2 separate regions of the Homo sapiens genome follow, and region 2 is linked to region 1. Evidence: chromatin loops called from intact Hi-C (ENCODE). Cell type or tissue: HepG2. All regions are shown on one strand.

Region 1 (8,000 bases):
AAGCCTTCAAGTAACTACTAAGAAAATAATTCAGAAAACATTATTTAAAGAAATTAAAATGTTACATTAGAAAATATTTACTTAATACAAAAGAAAGCTGTAAAGGAGCAACAGCTAAGGGGAAAAGGCATAGGATATACAGAAACCAGAAAGTAAAGTAGCAGATGTAAATCTGAACATATTATAACATTAAGTGTGAATGAAATAAACAATCAAATCAAAGGGCAGAATTGCCAGAATGGATTTTTTTTAAAGATCCATCGTATGTATACAGAAGACTCATTTTAAATTCAAAGACATAAAAAAGTTAAAAGTAAAACAATGGAAAGAATATATCAAATGGCAACCACAGGAGACATGCATGTGATGACACTAACGTCAGAAGACACAGATGTCAAAAGAGAAAATATGCATATACGTCCCTAACAAACAACAGTGCCCCAAAATACATCAAACAAAAACTGACAGAAGTGAAAAGAGAAAAAGATAATTCAAAAATAGTTACAGACTTCCACACCCACATTTAGTAATGGACGTAACAACTACACAGAAGAACAATAAATCATAGACTTGACCTAACAGACAACCCTCCACCTTCACCCAACCACAGCAAAATGCACATTGAATATTCTCCAGGACAGATCATATGCTAGGCCATAAGATGTGCCTCTATTTAAAAGTACTGGAATCTGGCTGGGCGTGGTTGCTCATGCCTATAATCCTAGCTCTTTGGGAGGCTGTGGTGGGTGGGTGCCCTGAGCTCTGGAGTTTGAGACCAGCCTGGTAAACATGGTGAAAACCCTGTCTCTACAAAAAATACAAAAAAAATTGGCCAGGGACGGTGGCACACACCTATAGTCCCAGCTACTTGGGAGGCTGAGGCACAGGAATTGCTTGAACTCAGGAGGCAGAGGTTGCAGTGAGCCAAGATCACACCACAGCCAACAGAGCAAGATTCTGTCTCCAAATATTAAAAATAAATAAATAAAAGTACTGGAATAATACAGAGTATATTCTACAATTATAATGGAAATAAATTTGAAATCGATAACAGAAGACATTTTGGGATATTCACAAATATGTGGAAGTTAACACATTCCTAATAAGTGGGTCAAAGAAGAAATCTTGGAGTAAATTTTAAAATACTTTTAGGTGCATGAAAACAAAAACACAACACACCAAAGTATAGGATGCAGGTAAAGCACCTGCTTAGAGAGAAATTATGGCTGTCAATAACTACATTAAAAAGGAAGAAAGAAAAAAAATCAATGTTCTAACCTCCACCTTAAGAAAAAGAGTAAATTAAAACCAAAGCAAGCATAAGGAATGAAAGAATATTGGAGTGAAATAAAACACAGAATAGAAAAACAATAAAGAAAATGAACAAAACCAAAAATTGGTTCTCTGATAGGCAATGTGGATGTGTTGTGTTAAAAAAAGAAAGAAAGAAAGAAAGAAAAGAAAAAGAAACACCTTTTAAAAAGTTGGTTATTTGACCAGAACAAAAAATTGACAAATTTTTAGCTAGACTGACCAAAAAAAGAAAGGAAAGGAGGGGATCAAATTACTAAAGTCAGGAATAAAAGAGGAACCATTACTAATGACTTTCCAGAAATACAAAGGATTATAAGGGAATACTAAGAAAAATTATATGTCAACAAATTAGATAACTTGGGTGAAATGGAAAAATTCCAATACAAACTACCAAAACTGACTTACAAAGAAACAAAAAATCTGAATAGACTTATAACAAGAGATTGAATTCGTAATTTTAAAACTTCCCACAAAGAAAAGCCCAAGCCCAGATGGCTTCACTGGATAACTCTAAAAATATTTAAAGAGAAATTAGTGTCAACCCTTTGCAAACTCTAAAAAGATAGAAAAGGAGGGGAACATTTCCCAACTTATTCTATAAGGCCAGTATTATCCTAATACTAAATCTAGACAAAGTCATCACAAGAAAACTACAGACCATCATGTCTTACGAATACAGATACAAAAAATCCCCAATACAATACTAGCAAATAAAATCCAGCAACAGATAAAAAGTGTTAGACACCATGACCACATGGATTTATCCCAAGAATGCAAGGTTGGTTCAACACACAAAAATCAATCAATGTAGTACATCATCATAGTAGAATAAAAAATAAAACCCACATGATCATCTCAACAGACACGAAAAGCATTTGGCAAACTCTTTTATTATAAAAACACCCAACAAACTCGAATAAAAGGGAACTGCCTTAACCTAATGAAGGGCAACTATGGAAAATCCATTAACTAACATCTACTTAGTGATGAAAGATGGAATGCTTTCTCACTAAAATGAAGAATAAGATAGGTGCATCCACTCTCACCGCCTATAACCAGGATAAGCAATAAAAAGAAATAAAAGCAACTACATTGGTAAGGAAGAATTAAAACTATATTTGCAAATGACAGAATCATATATAGAGAATCTACTAAACAACTCTTAGAACAAACCAGTTCAGCAGAATTGCATGATACAAGATCAACATGCAATGATCAATTACATTTCTATAAAGTAGCAATGAAGCAGCAGAACTGAAATTAAGAAAACAATTCCATTTACAATAGCATCAAAAAGGATAAAATACTTTGGAATAAATTTAACAAAGTCCAAAATTTGTCATCTAAATTTTTCTCCTCCCTTCCTGTCTCCCTCCTGCTTCCCCTTCCCGCCCCCATCTCCCCACACACAGAAGAGCATGGACAGGCTTCTAGTAACTACTTCATGCTTGAAAACAGCAGAGCTAGGAGTTGATTAGTTTGCTGTAGACTCGGCCACGCTTGGTAAAGATGACGCACGCACATGCACAGATGGAAGCAACAACAGGAGGAAGTACAGCTGCAGGAATGAAGCAAAAGGAACGTGCTGCGGACAGTGCACGCGCAGGGTACATACCCAGGAAGGACCGCCTGGGGGCAACCTTGACTTCTTCATCCTTGCTATCTGCAGCTACACGTTAAAAAGGGAGACAGAAACAGAAAGGGGAAAAAGACAGAAACATACTGGTTTTAACATGGGTAAACAGCTGTGTTCCCAGAACTTTTTGCATTTCTTTAAAAAAAAAAAAACAAACCAGAATAGAAAGATCACAAGATTTTGGTTTTTGTGCATTAGAAAACCCACTTTCTGAACTATTTTTCTGCAAACCTAACCTCTTCCAATATCATAAAAAAGTGAATGGGGAGAATGGGAGAAAAATTGAGCCAAAAATTGAAAGTTACCACATTTCCATTTAATCTCTCGGGAGAAAGGCAGCATGGGAGCCCGTCACAAGCGTGCTGTGCTGATGGAAAGCAGCCAGGCAGATCCTGCTTCCCTTTTCCTAGAAACTCATCTGTATGCAAGCTGCGGCTGCAATATAGCTGCCCCAGGTCAAAACTCTTCAGAAGGCTGCCTGATAAAGCTGTTTTCAGAGTACACTCTGCTGTAAAAGGACAGCTGGTTCCGCACATGCACTTGACAAGCACCTCTGCACAGACACAGACACAGGGACAATGTGACAGGGACCCAGCACCCTCCAGGGCCCAGCACTGGCAATGACAGGTTATAAGTCAACCTTCCTATCTGCGCAGCCCCAGGACAAGACAGCAGCCAAGGTCCTGGAAAACAGTGTGGCCTCTAGGTGGCTCCTGGGAAGCCCCATGGGGTTTGGGATTGAAGACAGTTGATAAACAAGAGACTCAAATAAGTCCTGGGATCAGAAAGCAGAAGTAGGATCAAAGGTTGTGTTTGCCTGCCCCAGGCAATGTAGACTTAAAATGGAAATTTTGCAAGTGAACAGCTAAAAGCAAATACGAGGTGACCTCTGACCTCTGCCCTCTGCTACTTGGACTTAGGGTGTTGTTCCACTCACAAGGCAGGAACTGCAATATCTCTACCAAATTTGAGGGTTTTATAAACCAATGCAGCATACAAAGTGCAGTCTTCTCTCCTCCCTCAGCCTCCCCCAGCACTGCCTCTTGGATTCTATGGGTCCCTCAGCTCGTCCTCTCTGTTGCTTTGATTTAGACAACATCCCTCTCCACGGGCGCCTCTTCTAAAGACCAAGATCCTCAAGGGGTGGGAGGGAGGGACCACCCAAGGCAGGACTGCTCAGTCCACACTGTTTCCCTTCTCACATCCAGGTGTGACTGTGAACAGGCAATGGTGGGAGGCAGCCAGCCGGCAGGCTGGGGAAGAAGACATGGTTCAGGCTGCAGAGTCACATCCCACACCAGGCTGTGTCCTAGGCACAGCCTCAAGCTACCTGAGGCTCCTTGCCTGGAAAGCAGTGTGATCAGATCCACGTTTGTGTAGGATGGAATGCAGAGTTCTGATGCTGAGAGAGCTGCCAGGAACATTTTCAACAGTCACACACTTCCACAGATCTGTGCTGAACACGTCCTCCAGACCAGGCACTCAGGATCCAAAAAGGGCCCAGCAACATTTTCCTTTTCCTCCACACTCGGCATCAGGAGGTGGTGTCAGTGTCTTCTCCCCTTGATCATGGGTGGGCTTGTGACCACTCCAGTCCACAGAAGCAATGCTGTGATTTCCAAGACTTAGGTCATAAAAAAGATACAGCTTCCACCTGCTTTCTCAGGTAGCTCCCCCTTGGGACCTGGCCGCCATGTTGTGAGGAAGCCCAGGTCTCATGAGGAGGCCTTGGTGGGTGTCCCAGCAGAGCCTGGGTGGAGGTCCCAGCAGATAGATGGCTAGCACCAGCCATGCCAAAGAGCGAGTGAGGGAGAGAGAGAGAGAGAGAAAAAGCAAGAGAATGAGCTTCAAGGGCTGCAGCCCTAGCCTTTGAGCCTCCCCAGATGCTCCTGAGGACAGCAGAGACCAGCTATTCTTGCCAAGCTCTGCCCAAAATGCACTCACAAGCAAAATAATTGTTGTCCTTCCAAGTCCTAAGATTTGGGGTAACTTGTGGAGTAGCCAAAGAGACTGGAACAAGAGAGACACAACAAGTTATGGTTCCACATGGCCAGCAGGAAGGAGGCTGGCTGGGCCACAGAGGCCATCACCTGCTTCCTGGGACTTTGGTCCATGTCACGACTGGAGACCACTGCTGTTGGCACATGAAGGAAGGTTTGCACTGTACCCTGTCGGTACGGCGTGTATGGGGAGTGCAGGGGTGATAGTGACAGGGAGGTGCCAGACAGCCTGGGACCAGGGAAGAGCACATGATCACAGTGGCCCAGGCGAGCCCCCAATGGGAGGTACACAGGCAGATACAGGGATTCCTAATGTGACGTCCAAGAATCTCAATAAACCCCTGAAAATGCATGCAAGATGGCACATGACCCCTACATACAACACATTTTCCAGCTTTCTTGAATTATAACTAACTCACCTGTTTAAAGTGTACAATTCAATGGTTTTTAGGATATCCACAGTTGTGCAAACACCATCACTATCTAATTTCAGGACATCTTCAGCACCCCAAAAAGAAACCCTTGACTAACCAGCAGCCACTCCCTCTCCCTGGCCTCCAGCCTGGAACTGAGTGTTGAGATTTGGGACAAATTTCAAGTAAATTCAACCACCTGACTTTGAGCCACAGACAATTATTTCTCAAATAACCCCTAAGAGGAACTTAAAAGGAAAAAAGTACATGATAAAACAAAGTTAAACTTTATAAAAGCAATATTTAAAATGAAACAAATGACCCCGTGTATCCAGTTGCTGGTGCACCCCTGACAAGGTGCGTTTGTTTCCTGGTGACGTATCATGCAGCAGCGACCTGACCTCCGTTCCCAGCGGGAAGTGTCCTGAGGATGTGCAATCCTGAGCATATAAACCTCCACCCCCAATAAAACAAACGTTTTCAGTAACCGGGAGGCCGGCGCTGGCATGGTGACCCTCAGACTGCCGTGCACAGAGAGGGCTAAGGGAGGCATGAGGATGCCACATTCCATTATTTGTGGGGTCCTTGAGGGCAGAAGGGAGGCAGAGCTCAGGCTAAGCGACACAGCCAGGCCTGGAGGTTTGAAGTCAAATGGAAAGAATTGGTGTCCACTCATGAAGTATTTCACCTCACCAAAAAAAACTCCCTAGCTCCATCCACTGAAAAAGCCAAAAAATCAACCTGTAGGCCAACCCTCACACATGCCTAGGCCGTGGTCTCCAAACACTGTGTCCCAGATACCAGAGCTCCTTGGAGAAACGACGGATTCTAGGTCTGGGGCAGGAGATGTAGCCGCCACACGAGCACCCTGTTATACCAGGATCCTGTGTAGAAGCGAGACCCCTCATGCTGGGTCGAAAGGGCCCAGCAGCATCTGACGCGGCTCCCCGGCCAGAGGGAAGAACTGGAGCATTAACAAGCGTAATAATCCAGTAACACACCAAACGTCCAACTCACATGTTCAGAATGACTCAGAAACATGCACTCATCATTGCAAGATGCTAGGGAACCAACTTTGAAAACTGGTAAAGAGACCCGCATTTCCTTTATAAATTACACCTGTGGATAGCTGAACAATGGGTACCCGCCCATTTCTCTGCAGAGGGGCTCCAGCTAACAGACAACAAACATCCTGCAGCCCCTGATGAGCTGACGGCCTCAGCATGAGCCCCACAGTGGCCGCTGACCACACGCACCTCCGACGGAACGACGCAACCATCCTGCGAAACACAAGAACCAAACCTGGATCCGATAGGGCCTCAGGGTCCGCTATCTTTTTAAAATGCTCTTTCACAGAAAGAGCCAAGGACAGAACACCTTGTCCTTGTCCACATCCCAGGGACATAAAGACACGAGGAAACACCAGGAGTGCCATCTCCACTGCAGGGCTTCCCAAAACTCAGCCTGCAGGAGTACTCAGCAATCTTGTTAAAAATGCAGGTGGCACTGATGCCGCAATACAGACCACGGGCAAAGTTGAGAGGAGCTAAGGGAGAACCCACGGATTTTTAAACAACAAAATCGTATATACTGCCAGACACAGGGGCTCACACCTGTAATCCCAACGCTTTGGGAGGCTGAGGTGGGAGGATCGCTTGGCTTGAACCCAGGAATTCAAGGTGATAATGAGCTTTGATAACACCACTGCACTCCAGCCTGGGCAACAGAGTGAGACCCTGTCTCAAAAAAAAAAAAAAGAAAGAAAGAAAAAAGAAAAACCTGCAGGAAGGAGACCTGAATGCAACTGTGGGTCCAATCACCCTCGGGACTTTATGCCACCCTACCTACTTGGTAAACGCTTGAAATTCTCCATAATGCAAAGTGAAAGGTAAAAAGAAATAACCCAGCACACGAGAGACAGGTGTGCACTCACTCCCAACCGCAGTCAGCCATGGCCTGGCCGAAGAGGCTCAGCTCCGCCCAGGGGTTGCACCGTGCTGATGCCAGCCCTGCCTTCCTCAGGCTGGGCACTCGGGGCCCTGTGGGACATCTCCCTCCAGTGAGGGGCTCTGACCCTGACTCACAGCAAAAAGGGCTTGGGAAAACATCTCAGTGGAATGAGGGTTTCTTTTTAAAGTCTGATCATAATTTTGAAAATTATGCCAATTTTGTGAAAGGCGACTGTAGAAGAAAAAAGGAAGAGACTTGGAAAGCATGCCACGAGGTTCAAAGTAGTCACCTCTGGAGGGTGGGGTGGAGGCTGTTTTTTTGTTTTGCTTTGTTTTGTTTTTTAAGATGGAGTCTCACCCTGTGGCCCAGGCTGGAATGCAATGGCCCAATCTTGGCTCACTGCAACCTCCACCTCCAGGGTTCAAGTGATTCTCCCACCTCAGCCTTCTGAGTAGCTGGGATTACAGGCATGCGCCACCACGCCCAGCTAACTTTTTGTATCTTTAGTAGAGACGGGGTTTCACCATGTTGGCCAGGATGGTCTCGAACTCCCGACCTCGTGATCCGCCCACCTCGGCCTCCCAAAGTGCTGGGATTACAGGCATGAGCCGCTGCGACCGGCCAGAAGCTGTTTTACTTTATATTCTGTCTTCCCCAAATGTCTACCATGAGCATGCACTGTTCTTT
Region 2 (8,000 bases), 170 kb after region 1:
GCCCAGCCTCTCACGCACTTTAGGAATAGGATTCTGAGACTTGTCTGTACATAGAGACTCTAATTTTAGAAATCACCAAGGCTGGAAATCCGGCTGATCATTCAGGCACTATTCCTGGAGAAATTACTGACTCATTGTTTATACGAACAACCAGAGCTGTATTCCCAGAGGTGGGAATCATACAAGTAGAGGAGACTTTGAGAAAATTACTACTCACTCTGGCAGAAGTGTGAACACCACCTCCCGTGCCCTGGATGGAACACAGGCCAGTCTCGACTCACTGGTATACTTGGTGATGAACAAGCCCATTGCTCTAGATTTCTTGTTGGTGTCGTGGCATCTGTGCTGCTGCTAGTACTTCTCACTGCACTTGGATGAACAGAACAGGCAAAGTGGAAGAGACTATACAATGCCATAAGGAAAAAACTATTTATCTCTTTAAGGCTGATCCTCACGGCTTATGGGATTTGTTCTCTTGTCCTGGGATGGGAAACTGGTGTTCCCAGTTCAGAAGCATCTTATGAGAACTATTAGTCTTGTTTTGTCACAGTGGTCATGATGCTGTTGGTTGCATCCTCTGCAGAGTCTGCAATGCTTCTGTGCAGCTGCTCTGTCATCAGATGATCTCCATGATGCTACAACAACACAAATAAAAGAATTCTCATGAAATGATTGCCTATGGAGGCAACCAGACAACCCCCAAGCTGTGAAGATCTGGATCTCTAGCCTCCCCTGAGCTGTCCAAACTCTCCAATGAGAGAATGACCAAAAGGGGAAGGGAGACCAAACTGAATGTGCCAACAGACAATGGTCTGACCGTGTAAGACGATCTCTGACCTATGCCTCTGCAGCAATCAGACCAGAATGGCCAGGACTTAGTCAATGACTGCCAGTTTTCCATGCTTTTATTGTTTCCACTTCCAATTCAGGACCAACTAGAGAAAGCCAAGCATATTTCCAAAGCCAGTAAATCCACAAAAACAAGCGCCCACCTCTGGGGCCTGCCTCCAGCTCTCCATGCCAACAACTGCAGGTTCCCTCCCCTCCGAAGTTTCTCTCAAGGCTGGCCACTTCTTTTCATCTTCACTGCCATCACCCTCATTTAAGTTCCCAGCTGTCATCGTTTTTCACCAGGACTGCTCCCACAACCTCCTCTTAAGCCTCATCTTCCCTTCCTCAATCAACATTCCTTTCTCCGCAGGACAAGCCCTGCTGTACGTTTCAAATGCAGATGTGATCTTATCAACCCGGTCACTGAAACCACTTCCTTGGCTTCTCCTTGGTCTTAATAAGACCCAAATGGCTTCCTAGCCTGGCCCTGGCCTCCCCTGTGATCCTCGTCTTCCTGTGGCCTGCACTTTGACTGCTCTGGTCTGGCTGTGCCAGGCTCCCTCAGGCGCAGGCCTTCTTTGGGGCCTCTCACAGACCTCTCTTCTCCGCCTCTCACAGCTCTGCTTTGCCAGTGTTTACTTATCCTCTGATCCCAGACCCTGCTTCTTGGAGACTGCTGGTCTACATCAGGTTTCTGGGTCACAGGCATATATGGAGATTTCCTTTCTCAGGAGCATTGACCAAGGTTTATAATTATATTTTCATCATGTAGTTATTTCGCGGATGCCTTTCTCCTCCATTAGCTTAAGCTCCAGGAGAGCAGGGATGGAGTCTGCTCAGCACTGTATTATTGGTGCCTGCTGGACCTACACAGAGCGTATGCAGAATAAAGGGGAGAAATAACCTGGTGCAGTGGTTTACGCCTCTCATTCCAGCACTTTGTGAAACTGAGGCGGGAGGATTTCTTGAGTCCAGGAGTTTGAGACCAGTCTGGATAACATAGTGAGAGATCCTTTCTCTAACAAAACCGAAGAACTTAGCCAGTCATGGTGGTCCACACCTGTAGTCCCAGCTACTTGAGAGGCAGAGGTGGGGGGATCCCTTGAGCCCAGGAGGTCGAGGCTGCAATGAACTATGATCCTATCACTGCAGCCTGCCTCTAAGAGTATGACCCTGTCTCTAAGAGAAAAAAAGAAACCTCAAAAAACAAAGTAGAGAAAGAGTACATGTAAGTTGTTCTCCAAGCTCTCCTCTCCTGTGGCTCACTGGTTTTAGATGAACTCTGCAGTTTCTTGGATTGTACACTTGCATGTGCACAGTCGTCTGTGCGTAGACCAGTCGGGCTGCTGACTACAGTTGTTCACACTTGTCTTTACACAGAGTGAGCAGAGCGGGAAGTGGGAGCTGAAATCCAGCTCGCTCTGTTCACATAGGTCTGTGCCCTGCTGTGAGGCTGGGTCTGCACAGAGGCAGAGGAAGTGATACTGAAAAACATATCAAGGCACCTTCATCTTGACCATCCAGGTCCCGGAGGACAGCAACACACCCAGAGGGCCCCTGCTTTTCTAATTCACACAACAGTGCCTGTGGCTGCCACAGTCAACTCTGGGGCTCCCTTTGTTCTGAACAACTATCTTACAAATGCCGATGCTGGTTATAGGGGGACCTAGATGAGAGAGTGGGAAGCTTCCACATGGGCCATCTTCACTTTCAAACCTAGCTGAACAACCGGGGTCGAGGAATCTACTCATACTGCCACCAAGTCTGTGGTCTTCTTGTTATTCAGGAGCGGGTGTGCAGAATAAACCTGCATGAGCTGTGACTCGCCTGGTAGATAAGTCCTGAGGCCCAACCTGTGTCTTCGGTTTGATGACTTCAGTGTGGTGCACTTTCCTGAGTCTATGAAAATAATCTTGACAAGTCCCCAGGTCACATTGCTCATTCCTTCTGTGGTGGGAGGGACAGTCCTTTTTATCTCAATGCTGTGGATGGTGGTTTTAAACTGTATTCATCAGATATCCATGCTGAAGTGTTTAAGGATGGTGTACTGATGTTTTCTAAAAAAAAAAACAGTCGAGATGAATATTTGAATACATATGCGATAAAGCAAGTAAGCAAATGTTAACTGGAAGAGCTAGGTGATGGTTGTTTTCTGAACAATTATTTCAGCTTTTCAGTACATTCAACATTTTCATAGCAAAATGCAGGGGGAAAATCATTCAACATTTAAATTTTATTATATTTATTAGATTTGTATTTATGAAAATGTTGATATTGTATTTATTAAAGTAATGTAGGCATCAGGGATACAATGATGAATGAGACACGGTCCTTACTGGTGCCCCATAGAGAGACAAGCAGTGAGCAGATAACAGTAAACAACGTGGTGAGGGCAGCAGGAGACACACACAATGTTTTGGGAATGTCAAGAAGTACCTACCATATTTTGACTGTGTGTGTGTGTGTGTGTGTGTGTGTGTGTGTGTTCAGGGAGATCTTTCTGGGAGAGAGGCCGGTAGAGTTCAGCCTTGAATGGCAATGGAATGAAAATTAGCTCAGGGGTTGGGACAGGAGTCCCATGAACAAACACCGTGTGGTGTTTACAGGCTGGGGACTGACTGGTCAGCTTTGGAGAATTTGTGTGTCGTGCTCACCAGCTGGGCTTGATTCCTGGGGGATTTTGAGTGATTGCAGCAAGAAGGGAAGGACAGTCAGGTTCACTCTCTAAAAGGGCTGACTGGGGAAAGTACCTGAGGCACCAAGCTGGAGGTAAGGTGGTGGGAGCCTGTGCAGGTGTTACAGGCAGGAGATGACCTGAATGCAGGTAGTGATAGTGCGGCTGCAGATGAGGGAAGAGATCTGACGAATATTTGGGATATAAAATTGGAAAACTGGAGATGGGGAACACACTGCTTGCTGTAGGAGAGGCTGTTGAGGAGAGAATGATGGGCTCAGATTTGAACGTTTTGAATCTGAGTTGCCTGTGGGACTCTGAAGTGGAGCTGCCCCCTTTGGCAGCCAGAAAAATAAAACTGAAACGTAGGAAAGAGATGGAGATACTGGTTTGGAATTGACATAACAAGGTTTGAATCTGTGGTCGAAATTAACAAGGGAGAAAATGCAGAAAAAAATGAAAGGCGTGGGAGTTCCAATACCCAGCACGGTGCCTGGCACACAGGAAGCGAGTGGCGCATATGTGCTGCACCGTGAAGGAAAAAGTCAGCAGGATCCCAGAGAACACCGCGTTCAAGGATGGGCCGGGAAGAGATGCAGGCGAAGATGAGGAAACAGTTCGTGAATATGGAGATGAAAGAGCCCGTCTGGGGAGTAGTGGGTGTGGGGGGGGGCGGCTTTGTGGGGGGAGGTCTGTAGATTAGGAAACAGTTCCCGAGTTTGGAGATTAAAGAGCCCGTTTGAGGAGTAGTGGTGGTGGGGCGGCTTTGTTGCGGGAGGTCTGTAGGAAAGGGGGATTGGTCTGTAGTAACAAATGGAAGATAGATACAGAAAGACGAGGCCTAAAATCTGTTTTGGGCTCAGCAATTAGGAGGGCGCTGGTGACCAAGGCGTTTCTGCAGAGTGGTGAGGGTGGGGGCGAGAGGCGTGCAGGGGGCTGAGGAGACAGACACAGGGACTGCTGTTTTGAGAAATGTGATAAAATGAGAGGTCACTAGAGGATCAATGGGAGACTGCAGGCTTTAACTACACTTTTCATCCCACCCATAATTTTGCAAGGAAGATATATAGGGACATCACACCCATTTACCACTGTAACTCAAAGTAAAATCTTAACTTGTCAGCAAACATAAAGGGCAAACTCTACTTCAATTATGACTTGTATTCATGTAGGAAAAAAGCAAATTTTGGTCAGGTCATATCGGCCCACCATTTAACACAGTTTTAAAACGAATATGGACATTAATTTAGTGCCTATTATGTGTTTAGTCACTGGGCTAAACTGAGCAGAAGGCTCCCATTGAGAGGGAAAAGCTGAAATTATGGACGAGCGGATGGTGACAAGGAGGCTCTGGAGAGGGCGGTGGGCGGAAGGCCCAGCCTGGGCACGGCCTCTGCCCCGCGGTGGCTGGAGTGGGCCTCAGGGCTGGAGGCTGGCGGCGGGTTGCAGGGGCTCGGCGCTCTGGAAGGAGACGTGGCCTTGTGCTGAAAGGGGCACGTGTCCTGCAGACGGCTTCGCCAAGAAGGAACTGCCTGGAACAGCCACTGAGGGCGCGGCTGAGTTAGGGTCAGGGGAAGGAACACTGGAGGGGAGTTAGGGTCAGAGTCAGGGTTAGTGCTAGGTGAGGTTCAGGTGCAGGGTCAGAATTAGGGTTAAGGTTAGGGGCACTGGGGGAGGCGCCTGCGCTGCCCTCGTGGTTACTCCCACGTGCTCTGGGGCACGAGGGCGTCCGCCAGAGGCCTGGGGACTCCACGGAACGAAGACCTAGAGCCATTTTGAAAGCCCTACGCCATGTTTCCACTAATTTTGTGGAATAAATTATTATTGCTACACAATTGATAAACACCTGTGCAAAAATGAACTTTTAGGTTAAGAGTTTATACAAATGTATGCAATTAACCCTCTCCCCACACAACTTGTAGTAGATCTAAAAATCAGAATTCTCAAGAGAAGGTGTGATCACTTTCCCACAGGAATGATGAAGTCAGGAGACCCCAGCTAGTCGGTTCACCAGGATATGCCAATCATGGCACACTTGTCCCAGTTCTGGGAGCCAAAGTTTTGTCTTCCAATGGCAAGGCAGCATTATCACAGTTGGGCTCCCATTGGCTCTGAGATGTGGGCGGGGTCACCACTCCTGGAGCTGCCACTAGCTCCACCCCATTCCATGCAAATGAAGTCAAAGCTGTGGTGAGTCCACGTGATTAGTCACATGGTTGATGACACACTCTCCCCACCCCTTTAGTGACGTCATTGCCCACTCAAACTCTCACGAGAGTTTGCACAGATGTGGAAAGGAGCTGGCAGGGCAGTTCCCTGGGACAGAAGGGAGTCAGGGGGTCCAACAGGGGCCCCCCACTGCCACCCCAGAGCCTCCAGTCCATCTTTAGCCAGGGGCCCCGGGGGGCCTGTGGGAAGTGCCAGGGGCCCCCAAGCACACTCTGCTCTCATTGGCTGGCTGCGCCTACATGCAAATGAGGGCCAACGTCACTTCCTGAGGCCAATCGAGCGCCATTTTCTCTTTCTGGCTGCGCGGGAGGAGGGGACCAGTCGCGCTGGGGGTGGGCGCGCGCTGAGGCGGGGGTCCCGCCGCGCGGGGCGGAGGCGCGGGCGGGCGCAGGCGGCCCCACGGGACGCGGCTGCGCTCGGCGGAAGACGCGGCAGCCCTGCGAGAGGCAGCAGCGGAGACGCGGTGCTCCTCGGGCGCCAAGCGGTAGGTACGGCCCGGCCCGGCGCGGGCCCGCGCGGCGACGCCCCCTGCCCCGGTCCTGGCCCCCGCCCCAGTCTGGTCCCCTCCGAGCCCCGCCCCCGCCGGTACCCAGCCCACACCCACGCCCGCCGCCTGCCCTCGCGCCGCCCGTGGCCGCCTCGGGAATCCCGGGACGTTCTCAGGGCGCGGGTTCGCGGCCCGAACGGCGCCCGTCGACCCCCGACGCGCCCGCGGCCCGCCCCGCCCGCCGCCGGTCACGTGGGAGCGGGGGCCGCCCCGGGAGGGCGGAGAAGGGGATGGGGACCTGAGGGGAGAGTAGGAATAGGGGAAAGACGAGGACGGGGACCGAGGGAGAGAGGGGGGCTGGTGAAGGGAGCGAGGAGTAGAGGGAGAGGGAACGGGGATGGAGAAGAAGAGAGGGGGCAAGGAGCTGTGGCGACCCCTGTAAGGACTCCAGAAACGCCCCGCCCGCTGGCCCGCCCGCCGCATCCCCGAGACCGGGTTCTCCTGGAAGCTTCTCTCTGGAGGAGCCTTGAGTGACGGCAGATGTAGGTCAGGAGCTGACGGTGACACCTAAATCTGCCCAGGTTTTTTTTTCCCTAGAAAGGTTTGAAGAACAGCTGATAACGGGGCCCTGTTTCTTCATCGTTGAGCTTTTGATGCGAATATCAATAATTGATATACAGATGTTGACTTTAACATTACTTTTCATCTGCCGTTGCTGGTTGCATTGAAATAGATTCCGTTTACAAAATTTCTACTACAGTTGACTTTGGAATGTTAATTTTAACTGCCCTTTTAAATACTGTACAGATGCAGAATGAGAAATAATTAGATATTTTAAGTAGTTTATTTGAACAGAAGACTTGCCTGCGTGCTTAAAACTTACTCTATTTGCACGGGTAATCACTGCCTCTTGGGATCTTGAGGAATATACTGGCTGTGGAGGAGTGGGGTGGGGGAGGAGAAACTGGTAAGCAGGTAACTGACAATGCAGATTGGCAAGTGGGGCAGCAGTTTGTAGAGTACTGTGGGCATCTGCCACGCAGAGCCTTTATCAAAAGAGGGGGTTTGGAGTCTGGGTACCATTTTTGGGGGTGAGGAGCATTAGTGGGAGAGAGGACCACATGTAAAAAGAGTTGTGTAAAGTACATGTTCAGCTGTATTTGGAAGTCGGTAATGTATGTGTAACTTATTTAAAGATGTTCTTGGAGAGTTGGCCATGTATGAGTGTGTATTAATATTTCGGTTAAATTTCGGTTGGAGTTAGGACTTCACTGCGAAGACAGCATTGAGCCCGTCGTCCTTAAACATGAAGTGACAGATGTGTGTTAAGAAAGGAAGTACAAGAGTGAAGATGAGACAAGAGGTTGTCCTACCGGCCCTCTAGTTGAGGGGAGGAACAGTGAGGGTTAGGACATGTCTGAAAGGAGTTGATCACTGTTTATGGGGGAAGATGACAGCTATGCTAAGATTTTTAGCTGAAGAGATTCTGGGATTTGGGAGACACGTTTTTAATTTGAACCCAAGTTTGCAATATGCTGTTGGTTAATTTATGATTGCCCTCATAAGTTCACCAATAGCATATTGCAAACTTGGTTTCTGCCCTGCCCTTCATCCTCTGGCTATCCTAGACCTGTTAGGGCAATGTGTTACATAGGTGGAAACCGGTATCTCCCAGTGATTTGAACCCAGATCTGCTGAATATATGATCCAAGTATTCTGTGTTTTTAAAGTTGCTTTTTAAAAAGTCCTGTATTCCAATAGTTGGGACATTTCATTTAG

Evidence for each region. Peaks named below come from ENCODE experiments on the same cell type or tissue, not always from the same donor. Only the 100,000 strongest peaks of a DNase experiment are listed, where the experiment ranks them.
Region 2: it touches region 1 in a loop (6-fold over the local background); 2 of 110 quality-filtered maps call a loop at or near these places.

What each region holds. Positions count from the first base shown.
Region 1 is chr18:79,931,040-79,939,039 of GRCh38, forward strand. SLC66A2 (solute carrier family 66 member 2) reads right to left here. Exons shown (of 6, transcript NM_025078.5): 4 at 2,930-2,983. Among named protein-coding and RNA genes, the nearest start is that of SLC66A2, 17 kb to the right of the region's middle. In HepG2, CTCF peaks have their summits at 2,953 (motif pointing right) and 3,627 (motif pointing right); DNase peaks (open chromatin) are centred at 2,912, 3,722 and 5,802; H3K4me3 peaks cover 514 bases.
Region 2 is chr18:80,103,255-80,111,254 of GRCh38, forward strand. ADNP2 (ADNP homeobox 2) reads left to right here and starts at 6,008. Exons shown (of 4, transcript NM_014913.4): 1 at 6,008-6,218. RefSeq lists enhancers at 395-1,138, 1,995-2,104, 4,431-4,932, 5,759-6,260 and silencers at 6,070-6,229, 6,430-6,529. In HepG2, no CTCF peak of the experiment used is centred here; DNase peaks (open chromatin) are centred at 1,407, 3,437 and 5,677; H3K4me3 peaks cover 4,853 bases.